Regions from separate parts of the Homo sapiens genome. Here region 2 is linked to region 1. The links are chromatin contacts, found by Hi-C or POLR2A ChIA-PET in ENCODE. All regions are on one chromosome and are shown on one strand. The core of a region is the stretch at or near the end of the contact, and the rest is flanking DNA. Distances in the headings are between cores, read along the strand shown.

The links. Hi-C counts contacts between places; a loop is a spot of excess contacts on that map. ChIA-PET counts read pairs that join two places held with the same protein, here RNA polymerase II (POLR2A). Pooled maps may share reads with other maps.
Region 2: a map of naive thymus-derived CD4-positive, alpha-beta T cell shows a loop between it and region 1 (4-fold over the local background). The contact joins two enhancer-like sites. A Hi-C loop is called at or near these places in 5 of 168 maps with a recorded cell type or tissue (Calu3, PC-3, PC-9 and 2 more), 1 of 37 single-sample maps with no recorded cell type and 9 of 50 pooled maps. POLR2A ChIA-PET finds 5 or more read pairs at or near these places in 2 of 52 experiments (A549 and activated T-cell).

Annotation. Positions count from the first base shown.
Region 1 is chr7:134,353,843-134,359,818 of GRCh38, forward strand. No RefSeq gene overlaps it. Among named protein-coding and RNA genes, the nearest start is that of SLC35B4, 40 kb to the left of the region's middle. Within about 2 kb of position 2,394, at least 5 of the 41 ENCODE cell types and tissues checked have a DNase peak (open chromatin) inside an H3K27ac peak, as active enhancers do.
Region 2 is chr7:134,509,849-134,515,824 of GRCh38, forward strand. No RefSeq gene overlaps it. Among named protein-coding and RNA genes, the nearest start is that of AKR1B10, 15 kb to the right of the region's middle. Within about 2 kb of position 2,668, at least 3 of the 41 ENCODE cell types and tissues checked have a DNase peak (open chromatin) inside an H3K27ac peak, as active enhancers do.

The DNA.
Region 1 (5,976 bases), core at 1,144-3,643:
GAAAAAAATGCTAAATGGGCTCTGAATCTGAAATGACACAGAGCAGGATCTTTGATCTCAATCTCCTGACTAAATCCAGAAATACACCAGTCCCTCCATAACGACTCAATACTTATGTCAGTAGTTTGAGAAAGGAGTTTAAAATATCAGCTGATGAAGAGACTCTTCATGTTTAACTCCCTGCAAATATTTTTCTGAACAGATATGACTATTTTCTAGTATATGTAATCAATACTGTTTTCAAATAGCTTCTGTGAAATTTGCTAGAAAGATTCACCTAGAATGGTCCTAGCCCCTTCCTATCAGAGCTTGGGGAGCTCCTCTCCCTGCCCTCCACAGGATAGCCCTGGAGGGGATCTTAGGTTGAGCTTCTTGAAAATCGGTCATTTTTATGTAAAGAATTGGTGTGAACAGAGGCTGAGGCAGAAGAATCACTTGAACCTGGGAAGCAGAGGTTGCAGTGAGCTGAGATCGTGCCACTGCACTCCAGCCTGGGCCATAGAGTGCGACTCCGTCTCAAAAAAAAAAAAAAAAAAAAAAAGAATTGGTGTGAATGGTCCCTTTCCTCTGATAGTGAGCCCCCCACTTTCCTATCTGCAATGCAGTTTCTTCTAAATGAAATAGTGTGATGATTTTAAAAATTCAGGCCTGGGAGGCCAAGGCGGATAGATCACTTAAGCCAAGGAGTTTGAGACCAGCCTGGGCAACATGGTGAAACCTTATCTCAAAAAAAAAAAAAGAAAAGAAAATTAGCCGGGCTTGATGGCACACACCTGTAGCCTGTAGCCTCACCTACTTGAGAGTCCGAGGCATAAGAATCACTTGAGCCCAGGAGGCAGAGGTTGCAGTGAGCAGAGATAGTGCCATTGCACCCAGTCTGGGTGACTGCAGTAAAACCCTGTCCCAATAATAAATAAATAATAATAAAAAAATTTTAGGTCTGTGTCTTTTTTTTTGTTTTTCACATCAGGGTCCAACCACAGAAAATTGGGGACAGTGCCAAAATGGGACTATCCAAATGCGCTTCCGTGTGCGCCTCAAGTCTGTATTCTCTTTACCTCTCAGCAGTGAAAACTTCATGCCCCCTAGAATGCTGTCAAGGGGAGGTGCTGCTGGCAGGGAGTGCAACTGCCCAGGCTGGCTTCTCTGGAAGCAGTGGCTGAGATAAGAGTCTGGGCTTCAAATGTGTATTAGGAATTAACCTCCGTAAAAAGAAGGAGGGGTACTGGGCAGAGGAAGGAGCTGAACCTAGATGATGCTGGCCTCAGAAAACCCAGGCCACTCGGGAGAGCCATGGAGCTAGGGCTGCACCATGATAGCTGGCCTTGTATCCTGGCCCTGCTCAGCCACCAGGCACAGCTGCCCTGGGAAATTGTGACCTCCAGCGAGGGAGCAGCTCTCTACAGCTGAGGCTGACCTTGAAGTTGCGGACAGCTAGAGGCTGTCTGCTGACCACACTTCCCAGGGCTGGGCTACAAGTCCTTCCTTGACCTTGTGGCACATCTTTGTGTCGATCACAGGAATGACCACGGGGGGCCTCAGAGGTCTCTGCTCCCTGAGCTGCTGCCTCTTGCAGTGTACAGGTAGATGATATTCAAGGTTTATGTGCTCGATGCTATAGCTGCTCTATGGTTTCTCTGGATGCACCCTGAAGCTACTTGTTCCAGGGTATGCTAGGACCAGGACAGCCCCACATACATGGGAATACTTTTCCGGAATTGCCATGTTAAATTCAAATGATTTCCTTTCTTTCATCAATATGAATCTCTGCTGATCACCTTCAAACTCCCTCCCGCATGCTTAAATGGAGGCTGTTCATTCAAGGACAATACATCAGTAAGATTTTGTTTATATCCAAACTCTAACATCACAAGAAACATTCTCAGGGTGCCCACCCCATGGGGGGATTGTATAATCAACTCACATTCATTAATGTAGTATGTGCTGACTTAAAACCCAACGGGAATTTAATGTAACTTATATTATGCACCTGTTGTGTATTGGGTAAGGTACAGTGTTCAGTTCCCTGGAATGTAGAATGCATGTAATTACCCTCTTCCAAGTTAACAAACAACCCCAGGTAAAGTTAAATAATCAACAGAGTGAACCAAGGATTATGCATTAAAATAATTTTGGTGTTTTGCTGATCATATGCCCAGTGGGGTTTGGAAGGTTGCACAATGGCATATTGCTAAACATTCCAATGCCACATTACCACAAAAACACAAAACACAAAAACGTCACAAGGTCCAGAAAGACTCCTCGTGTGGACTTTGCTTCTTTATTTGCCAGGAAGCAGTTTGGCCCGAGCAGTTCTTTTTTGACTGTAGGAAGTTGAGGGCAAAGTAAATCTGGCAGACAATGAGCCCTGGGCCAAGCTGCACTCTTAGGATAAGACAGGCTGTGAAGAGGGCCCTGTGGCCAACTTCCCGATGAAGCTGTTGGCACAGAAGAGAAGGGGAGCAGGAATCCTGGCTGGCAGCTTTTACGGGAGTGACTGAGCAGCTTTTTTTTTTTTTTTTTAGATGGAGTCTTACTATGTCCCCCAGGCTGGAGTGCAGTGGCACAATCTCACCTCACTGCAACCTCCGCCTCCCGGGTTCAAGTGATTCTCCTGCCTCAGCCTCCCAGGTAGCTGGTATTACAGGTGTGCACCACCACGCTGTGCTAATTTTTGTATGTTTTATAGAGATGGGGTTTCGCCATGTTGGCCAGACTGGTCTAGAGCTCCTGGCCTCAAGTGATCCACCCGCCTCAGTCTCCCAAAGTGCTGGGATTACAGGTGTGAGTCACCACGCCCAGCCCTGGGCAGCTAGCTATCTTGATAACATCTGCCATCTAAGAGGACATTCATTTTGCCAATTTTATTGTCACCAACAACGTAATATTTACCCTTGGAAGTGATAAGACTAGGTGGATCTACTCTCTTCCTACATTAAACGGGAAGTTGATATAATCACTGAAGCTGCTATAAGCTTCTTTGAATAGCAGAGCGTAGACCTGGTGAGACAGACCAATGCCTTCAGATCTGAGCTTAACAGAGCCTGCCTATGATGACTAGTGACAGGTGCTTGCACACTATTTTCCACAGGCCCATCTGGACTGCACACACTCAACGGATGCCAATTACATAACGATCATACACAGCTGGGAATAGACCCACTTGTACAAAATGGATCCAGTGGTAATGGTGTCTCCCCATTCTCACCTTCATAGCGATGCTTTCAGAAATTCATTAAAGTTTGTTGAGTTTTGATAGTTGAAACTTAAAAAACAACAATGCGTACAACATTTCATTTACAGTTTCAAGGTTTCCCAGAGTTTAAAAGAGTTCTGAATAACTTTAATTGCCAAAGTGTTACAACTCAAAAATAGACCTAGCAAATTTGCTTGGCAGTAAGAATGCTGCTAATTTGACATATGCCCATACATTTTTGAGAGACAAATGTATTTTTAATCCATTTAGGTGCCAGGGGTACTCCAAGCCTGCACATGTTTGAAGTAAGGACAATCCCTATAGGTCAGTGTCCTCATTCATCAGAGGACGGTGGTCTCACCCCAGCTGATTTGACATTTCTTTTTTCCCCGAGACGGAGTTGCGCTCTTGTTGCCCAGGCTGGAGTGCAATGGCACAACCTTGGCTCACTGCAACTTCCGCCTCCCAGGTTCAAGCGATTCTCCTACCTCCCACTTGGTTTGACTCTTCAGGCACACAGTTTGATGCTTAACCATAGCATCAAATACTTGTTCTCCAATGGTTATCAGGGTGTGTAAACTGACTCAATAGCTCTCAAAAACTTAGCTGAGAGAAAGACTATACTTATGGAAGTTTGCCCCTAGTGTATGCATCAGAGATAGCTCATTAAGTACTCTAAATTTACCCCTGGCTTGAGGCAGATCAAAACAGCCTCACATTTTGGCCCCATTATTTTGGACTATGCTCGGTGTTAGGATTTTTCTGAACTCTGAGACATTGTGGAGAACAGGAGCCCCAGGAGACTGTATTTTGCCATAGAGGTGTGTACGGTGAAGAATTAACTTTATCCCAACATAGATCCAGACTTATCCCAGCTCCTGGAAGGGAGCCTCTAAACCTTTGGAATTCCTCAAGTGATCCGAGTGTCTTAGTCATTCATGGTAGACCCCCAGGACCACATCTGATTGTTTATGCTAACCATTTGACTCTGGGAGAGTTAGCCTTGCCAGAAAGACCAACCATATGATTAGCCAGGAACAAGACAGAGTCTTGATTGGAGGGCAAACTGTGTGGCACACTCAATTAAACGAAAAGGTGGCAGATTGTAAGGGGGCTTTTCAGGAAACTCCTCCAACAGCAGAGCTCAATGGGAACAACGTGGGATTTTAAAGCCAGACCTGGGTTCACAACTCTAGTTAATGCTTCTTACGAGTGGTGTGATCTTGGGCGGGACTCTGGAGCTTCCATCTTCTCATCTGTAAAATGGGGATGGTAATATTAGGGTCACTGTGGGATCAAATGAGATCAGGTGGGGATGGCTCCCAGTGCAGCCTGACACGTGGTAGGAAGTTAGTTCTCTTGGAAACTAGAATAACATGCCACCACCACCTGGTGGCAAGATTTGGAATTGCAAACAAAAGTCTCCAGAAGAAAGCAGTTTTAAGATGGCTTGCCTTCTACATTCAACTTGATTAAATAACAGCAAGTAGGCCGGGCGCGGTGGCTCATGCCTGTAATCCCAGCACTTTGGGAGGCTGAGGCGGGCGGATCACCAGGTCAGAAGTTCGAGCCCAGCCTGGCCAATATAGTGAAACCCCGTCTCTACTAAAAATACAAAAATTAGCCGGGCGTGGTGGCGGGTGCCTGTAGTCCCAGCTACTCGGGAGGCAGAGGCAGAAGAATCGCTTGAACCCAGGAGGCGGAGGTTGCAGTGAGCCTAGATCACACCACTGCACTCCAGCCTAGGCAACAGAGCAAGACGCCATCTCAAAACAAAAAACAAAACAAAACAAAACAAAACAAAAAAACAGCAAGTATAAAGATGGATACAAACTGGGGAAATTGGATAAAGAGGCAAGGACGGGGAGGGATTCTACTCAGGGAGAGTAGCGTGATCAAAAACACAGAGATTGGAACTATTATGCTGAATTTCAGGTTGGAGGTGTACAGTAAGGAGACAAGAGGAGATTTGGCGTTTCTCACGTTCTCATAAATTCTGCACAAGTAGACAATGTACAGGGACACTGCCTGACCCAAGGGTGTGGCCTTGTACGACATGACCCCTATATCTAGGCTTTAGAAATCCTTAGCTTTTCCAGTTACACAGAAAAGTGCTTTTTTTTGTGGTTGCCCAAGGAGAATGCTATAGTCATTCTAGAAATGGTTGTCAAGGCCTCCACTAAGGGTGGGGGGTGGGCTGATGGTCTGTGGATTCTGCAGGAGCTGCACTGGGAGTATAGATATCTCCAGTCCTGATAACTGAGCAACTATATTTGTCTACTCCTGTCTTCACTGGTTGGTCAGGGACCAACCGGATGGTTCCTGATTCCCCTCAGTGGAAACCCAAAGGGGTCATTGGGAAAATCCTGGGGTATACACAGTGGATATCCCGTAACTTCAAACAGAATCATGAATTCATGCCGCTTGAGGGTTTGATTGACGGAAAGTGACTAATATCACCTACAGGGTAGTTCTGGGCTCTGCAGCATTCTCTGAGTAAAAGACAGCATGCACCATACACCATGCACTAAAGGTCCTTGTGCATTGCTCACTGCTTTGCAAAGACTTCTGCTTCCCAGAGACATTGGGCATGGCTAGGGTGGATGGTTTTCCTTTACTGTCTCCCCTGTGCCAGCAGGCTAGCTGAGGCAATGTGACCTAAACAGTTATTGCTGTGTGATGCTTGCTGTTCATAACTGGAACTAACCCCAACCTTGGACTCATCACCCTGTGTTCTAAAGACATGAGATCACTCACTTAGAGGGAAATGTTAAATAAAT
Region 2 (5,976 bases), core at 1,418-3,917, 160 kb after region 1:
AGTTCCAAGCTTTGAAATGCAAATGTCCTAGGGAGGTAGCTGTTGGGTCTGGCTCATCAGGGACTCATGGATCATTTAGCTCCAAATGAATAAGTTTTCAATGGGCTTAATTAAAGAAGGGAGCAGAGAACCCCCCTCATGGGGACTGGGTCTGGGCTTGGGAGACCTGAAACAGCAAGTTGGGTACTGGAGCGAGGAAGGACTGGGGGAAGCTGTAGGTTGAGGCAGGCCCTGTGAATATAATGAGCGTATATATATATATTGGAGATGGAGCCTCGCTCTGTCACCCAGGTTGGAGTGCAGTGGTGCAATCTCGGCTCCCTGCAACCTCCGCCTCCGGGGTTCAAGTGATTCTCCTGCCACAGCCTCCTGAGTAGCTGGGATTACAGGCATGTGCTACCATGCCCAGCTAATTTTTTAGTAGAGACGGCATTTCCCCATGTTGGCCAGGCTGGTCTCTACCTCCTGACCCGAGGTGATCCACCTGCCTCGGCCTCCCAAAGTGCTGGGATTATAGGCGTGAGCCACCGCACCTGGCCATGAGTTTATATTATAATTGCTTCTTAGCACAGAGGAAACAAGAGAGTGCCTAGTATGCGTGAACAAGGATGCAGAGAAAAAGGGAGAGGGCTAGAGTGAGAGCAACAGAGAGACAGAGGAGCTGGAGAATGTACTTATTTTAGAGATACCTCCAGGGCTAGATCTAGGGCAGGCCCTGGTATCAGTTCCTCCCCTTCTCCTCCTGCTTGTGTGTCCCTAAGGAAATTCACGAGAAATTCACACAGTGAATTTCTTCCTGTCCTATGCTCTGTTTTCTTTCACCTGTAAAAAAGGGAGTGGGAAAGTAAGGTAGAGAATAAAGGCAGGGCCAGAGGGAATGAGGGAAAAAAAGCCTAGGGAGGCGTCAGCAGGCCTTGGCCTCTGTTATCTGTTTCCTGAGAGCACAGAATGTCTCATTCCTATGGGTGCTCATTCCGTTCTCTGTGGCCTTTATAAAGGCTGTGCAGTTTTTCAGGTCAGTGCCGTAGATTCCTACATCATTATCACAAGCTCCCACAGTGATGGCTGTTCTTCCCCAAGGGCGTCTCATGTGGCCCTGGGCCCAGAGCTACCTTCAAAAACCCATCTGCGGGGCCTGGGAAGCCTTCTCTTCTCTTACCAAAGCAACTCTGAGACTACTACTCAAAATGTCTTATTCTGCAGAAAGACAAATATCCTTCAAATATTTGTCCCTCAAATATCCCTCAAATATTCTGCAGAAAGACAACTATCCCTCAGGGGCTTTGAGCACCAAGGAAGAGCCTGGCTTCTCAGCCTTGGAACATGAGAGCACAGCTTCTTTGCTGACCTTGGTGTGTGTTTATCACAGGTGACACATAAAGCTTTCTTTCAGACCCAGGACATAGGCACACAGCTTCTCGGTTAGCCTCCCAAGTTTCTGAAGCCCTGATTGTGGGTGTGGGGACTTTGTGCAAGCCAGGGTTATGTTCTTGGAGGGGGTAGTGTTGAAGCCCTGTTTTTCAGACCCTGGACATCTGCACGTAACTGCTCCACTGGCCTAGGGGCATGTCAGGTGCTTGGTGGGTTGAGGACCTGTTCTCCTTGGGGGAGAACACATAGTTATTTGGCTGGCACAAGAGCAGGTTCATCCTGGGTGAGACTGCTAGGTTATTCTTCCAGCTGTATTGGAGATAGCATGGGTTTGTTTCACTGTTGTGCAGGACAAGAGTCATAGCCAATCCTGGGACCAGCCTCTGTACAGTTGGGTACCATGTGGGTTTGGTGGAATGAAGATAGAGCCCCAGTGCTAGAGAGGCACAATGACTATGGCCCCAGAGCAGGGCACACTCCGGCAGTAGGTCTGTTCTCAGGATGGCTCCATGGCTCAGTGGCGTAAGGCGGAGTGCACACCTTATGCACCTCACCTGGAGTGACACAGCTGAGTGAATTCTCAGCAGCTTTCCAAACTGGACTCAGCGCTTACCAGGATGTGGGATTCTCCCATAGTAAGGACTGGAGGTGTTTGCAGTGGCAAGGGGTGACAGGGGGTTCTTCTGTTTACCTTTTTCCCCTAAGAAGTAGTCCTCTTATCTCTGGGCCAGTCCGATCCAGGTGGGTGAGATGGGGCTGCGGAGGCCATGTGCCTCCATCCTGTCCTCCTGAGCCTCCAACCACCTCAGAAGCATCTCCACTCCCCTGCTTCACTCCATCGCTCTCCTTTTGGCACTCCAGTCAAATTTCAGCTGTATATTTATTGCCTTGGTCCTTTCTTGTAGGGAAGATAAGGGTCAGGCATCTCTAGTCAGCCATCTTGCTAATGTCACTCTTCTATTTAATCAAAGTTGTATGTGAAACAGGAGCCTTCAGAAATAAAACCTCCAAAACCTAGGGAAAACTGTTTTTATGCTTAGGTTTGATGAAGAATGAACAGCTGTGTAGAAATGTGATTGCACAAAAGGATGGGCTCTAATGGCAATATACTAAGAGCGGGTGGGAAGCCCAGCAAAGCCAGTCTGTTCAGATTCTTCTTGGCCACTCTGTTGAGCATTCCTTCCTCCTGGCCATATGGCAGGACCCCTATGGATTGAGAGTCTTATGGCCTACTATCAGATAAGGCAGGTAAGCTCCTACACAGAAAGGTGGGAGAAAGGTTAGAGTAATATTTTTAGGTTTTATGACTCACCTTGGGGAGAGGAAATTCTGGTTTCTATGATTCACTTCAGGGGAGAATGAGGGGCAAGAGACAGGAGGGTAGGAGAAGATCTTGCTTCTGAGCCTGCTTTCAGGGCCTTCCAATTTCCTTTTTTTCAAAGTGCTAAACTTGAGATACAGTTTTCTGAGCCCCAACAATCTTTTTTCGGTGTATCACCCCAATGTTCCCTTGCTCAGCTGTCATGTGAAGACAAATATAGCCAGGTGGTTAAAAAAAAAAACACACTATGAGGTCCCTAATCACCTGAAGAAGAAATCTCAGGTCTGCCCACCTAAGGCCACACGAAGTGCTTCCCTCTTGTGAAGGCTGAAATCAGCAGGAATCTTCCCCTGTGGGGAGTGAGGTTGGCACAGGGAACAGGGTAAGTTTCTAGGCAGCATGTGTAGGTAGGGAAGGGGTGCTGACATCGCGGCCTCTCAAACATCAACATGAACAGGTATCACATGGGAATCTTGTGAAAATGTAGAGTCTGACTCAGAGGGTCTGGGGTGGGATCCGAAATTCTGCTTTTCTGTCAAGCTCCTAGGTGATGCCAATGCTGCCAGTCCTCTAAACATACTTTGAGAAGCCAAAGAGGGACATGGAATGGGAAATGATGAGGATTCAAAGACAAAGTTTTCCTTCATTGGGAAATTGCCTTGGTCCACCTCTGGACCTGGGCTTGAGTTCCAGATTGTGTTCTAAATGGACTTTAATTTTTTATGCCTATGTAGACTTGGTTAAACCTTGTTGCCTTTCTCTAGAAAGCATTTTCTCAGGGCAAGTTTTGTGACTTTCCTGGAAAGCCCAGGACATAGGTATGTGCTACCCTCTGCTGGTTAAAGTCTGACATGTACACAATCTGCCGCGGCCCCAGGCTTGATTTTGGATGGGGTTTCCCGATCACACCTGAAATTGTCAAGGCAGTTCCAGGCCAGGAAAGGGATTAGATTGACTCCTTCAATCTTCTAGGTTTGCTCTGTAACAAACCTTTATTTTGGTTTTTGTAGTTGTTGTTTTGTTTTTTTGTTTTGACATGGAGTATCGCTCTGTTGCCCAGGCTGGAGGGCAGTGGCGAGATCTTCGCTCACTGCAACCTCTGCCTCCCCAGTTCAAGCAATTTTCCCTGCCTCAGCTTCCTGAGTAGCTGGGATTACAGGCACCCGCCACGACACCCAGCTAATTTTTGTATTTTTAGTAGAGACGGGGTTTCACCATGTTGGCCAGGCTGGTCTCGAACTCCTGACCTCAAGTGATCCGCCTGCCTCGGCCTCCCAGAAGTGCTGGCGTTACAGGAGTGAGCCACCATACCCAGCCTTGTAACAAACCTTTAGATACACACATTTTCTGAGCTTCACCACAGTGGCGAGAACTTGCTTCTATTGCAAGTAATGGGTCTAGGGTGGATGGATCTAACGCAAATATCTAACACATCTTCAAACGATGTGTTAGAACTGTTAGGGCACTTGCAATCATCTAGTATTGGGTGTTTCAGAAATACTTCGAAGGTTTTTTTTGCCAAAGAGAAAATAAATAATATGTAGGCGGAAAAAGCATTTCACATTATTCTAGTATGCCACCCCTTTTCTCTACTGAGAACCACCACAGTATCATTTTTACACATGAAGAAACTGAGGCTCAAAGTGGCTAATGAATAGGTCACATTGATAGCAGAAAAGCTGGCACTAGGACCTAAGTCCTGGCACATGCTGCCTCCCTGGGATTCCCAGGTCATGTCCAATGCTGCCTCACTCTGTGTGAGATGGTGATGACACTCCTTCAAGACCAGGATGGGTGACTCTCCAGAGCTTTACCACCCTCTCCTGCCCAGTAAGTCAGCTTGGCAAAAGTAGCTTCTTTGGTCAGAAGGAGAAGAAAGAGGTGACAGCAGGGAAGACTACACCAATTATTTTTAATAGAAGTTCTGTAGGAGTAGACCCAACCGTGGTTCTTTCCAGCCCTAGTTTGACAAGGATGATGTTGGTAGTGACCCCCAAGAGACCCTAGAACTGGGAATTTAAGCCCCAGGAGTCTTCTTTTAGAGATCACTATGGAAGATAGGGATAAATGAGATGGTGGGTAGTGCCACCCCCATCCCCTTTGTAAATAATAAAACAATATCCTTCCAGTTTCCGTCTTAAAACAGAGAGGGACTCCAGCTGTGATCTGAATACAGCAGGTTTCTTTACGTAACCCAGTTAGTAGAAATTCATCATCAGACCACTAGGGGGAGTGTGGACTGATTATGGGGAAAAGCGCCAAGAAGAAAGCAAAAAACAACGTGGCTACAAGTAGCCACCAGGAAAAGAGGGTGGAGAGTGATAGATAGATAGATAGACAGATAGATGATAGATAGGTAGGTAGATAGATAGATAGATAGATAGATAGATAGATAGATAGATAGATAGATTTGTGGGGAAAAATCTAAGTGGACAATTCTGCTGTCTGTTCTTTACTGCCTGCTGTCCTCTGAAACAATTTTAAATCTTCAACACCTTCCCTTCAAGTTCAGCTGAGGATCACTTTGCATATTTCAAGACGTCAGACGCATCGTGAAAATAGACAAGTGCCACCTAGTTGTCCTACTGTCAATTCCACCACCTCCCTCCATCCTCTGCTGTTGTATACTCAAATGAAGGTTTCTTCCTGTTACAGAAGGAGGCATGACTGTGGTCCTACCCAGGACTTTCTAAGGGATGGGAGAGCAAGAAGAGTTTCGGTGCATCTATTCTCAGATGCTCACGGAGTCTGAGCTGGTGCCTTTTATACCCTGCTGGTCATACAGACATATTCTTGCCATACAATCAGCCCCAGTGCCAGACTTCTCTGTGTGTGTCGGGGCGGGGGGTGGGGGGATGTGTCGTGTCCATGCCAGGTGCAAGTCATGCATCTCATCTGGGAGTTACATTTCTGATTTCAGTTAGACAGTTCAGGTGATTTCAAGGCCTGCCAGAATGAACCCTAACAGCACAATCCACCCTAGACCCATGGTCAGCCTTTTTACGACAAAACAATTACTCTTAGTTTGACAGCAATGTCAAACTCTGCCTCTCTCCTCCACTTTATAAGGACCCATGTGATTACATCGGGCCCACCAGAATAATCCAGGATAATCCCCTCGTCTCAAAGTCAGCAGATTGGCAGGCTTAATTCCATCTGCAACCTTAATTCTCCTTTGCCATGTAACCTAATATATTCACAGGTGCCAGGGATTAGGGCATGAACATCTTTGTGGGGGGCATTATTTTGCCTACCACACCCTGTGTTATTTCTCATAAGAGTAT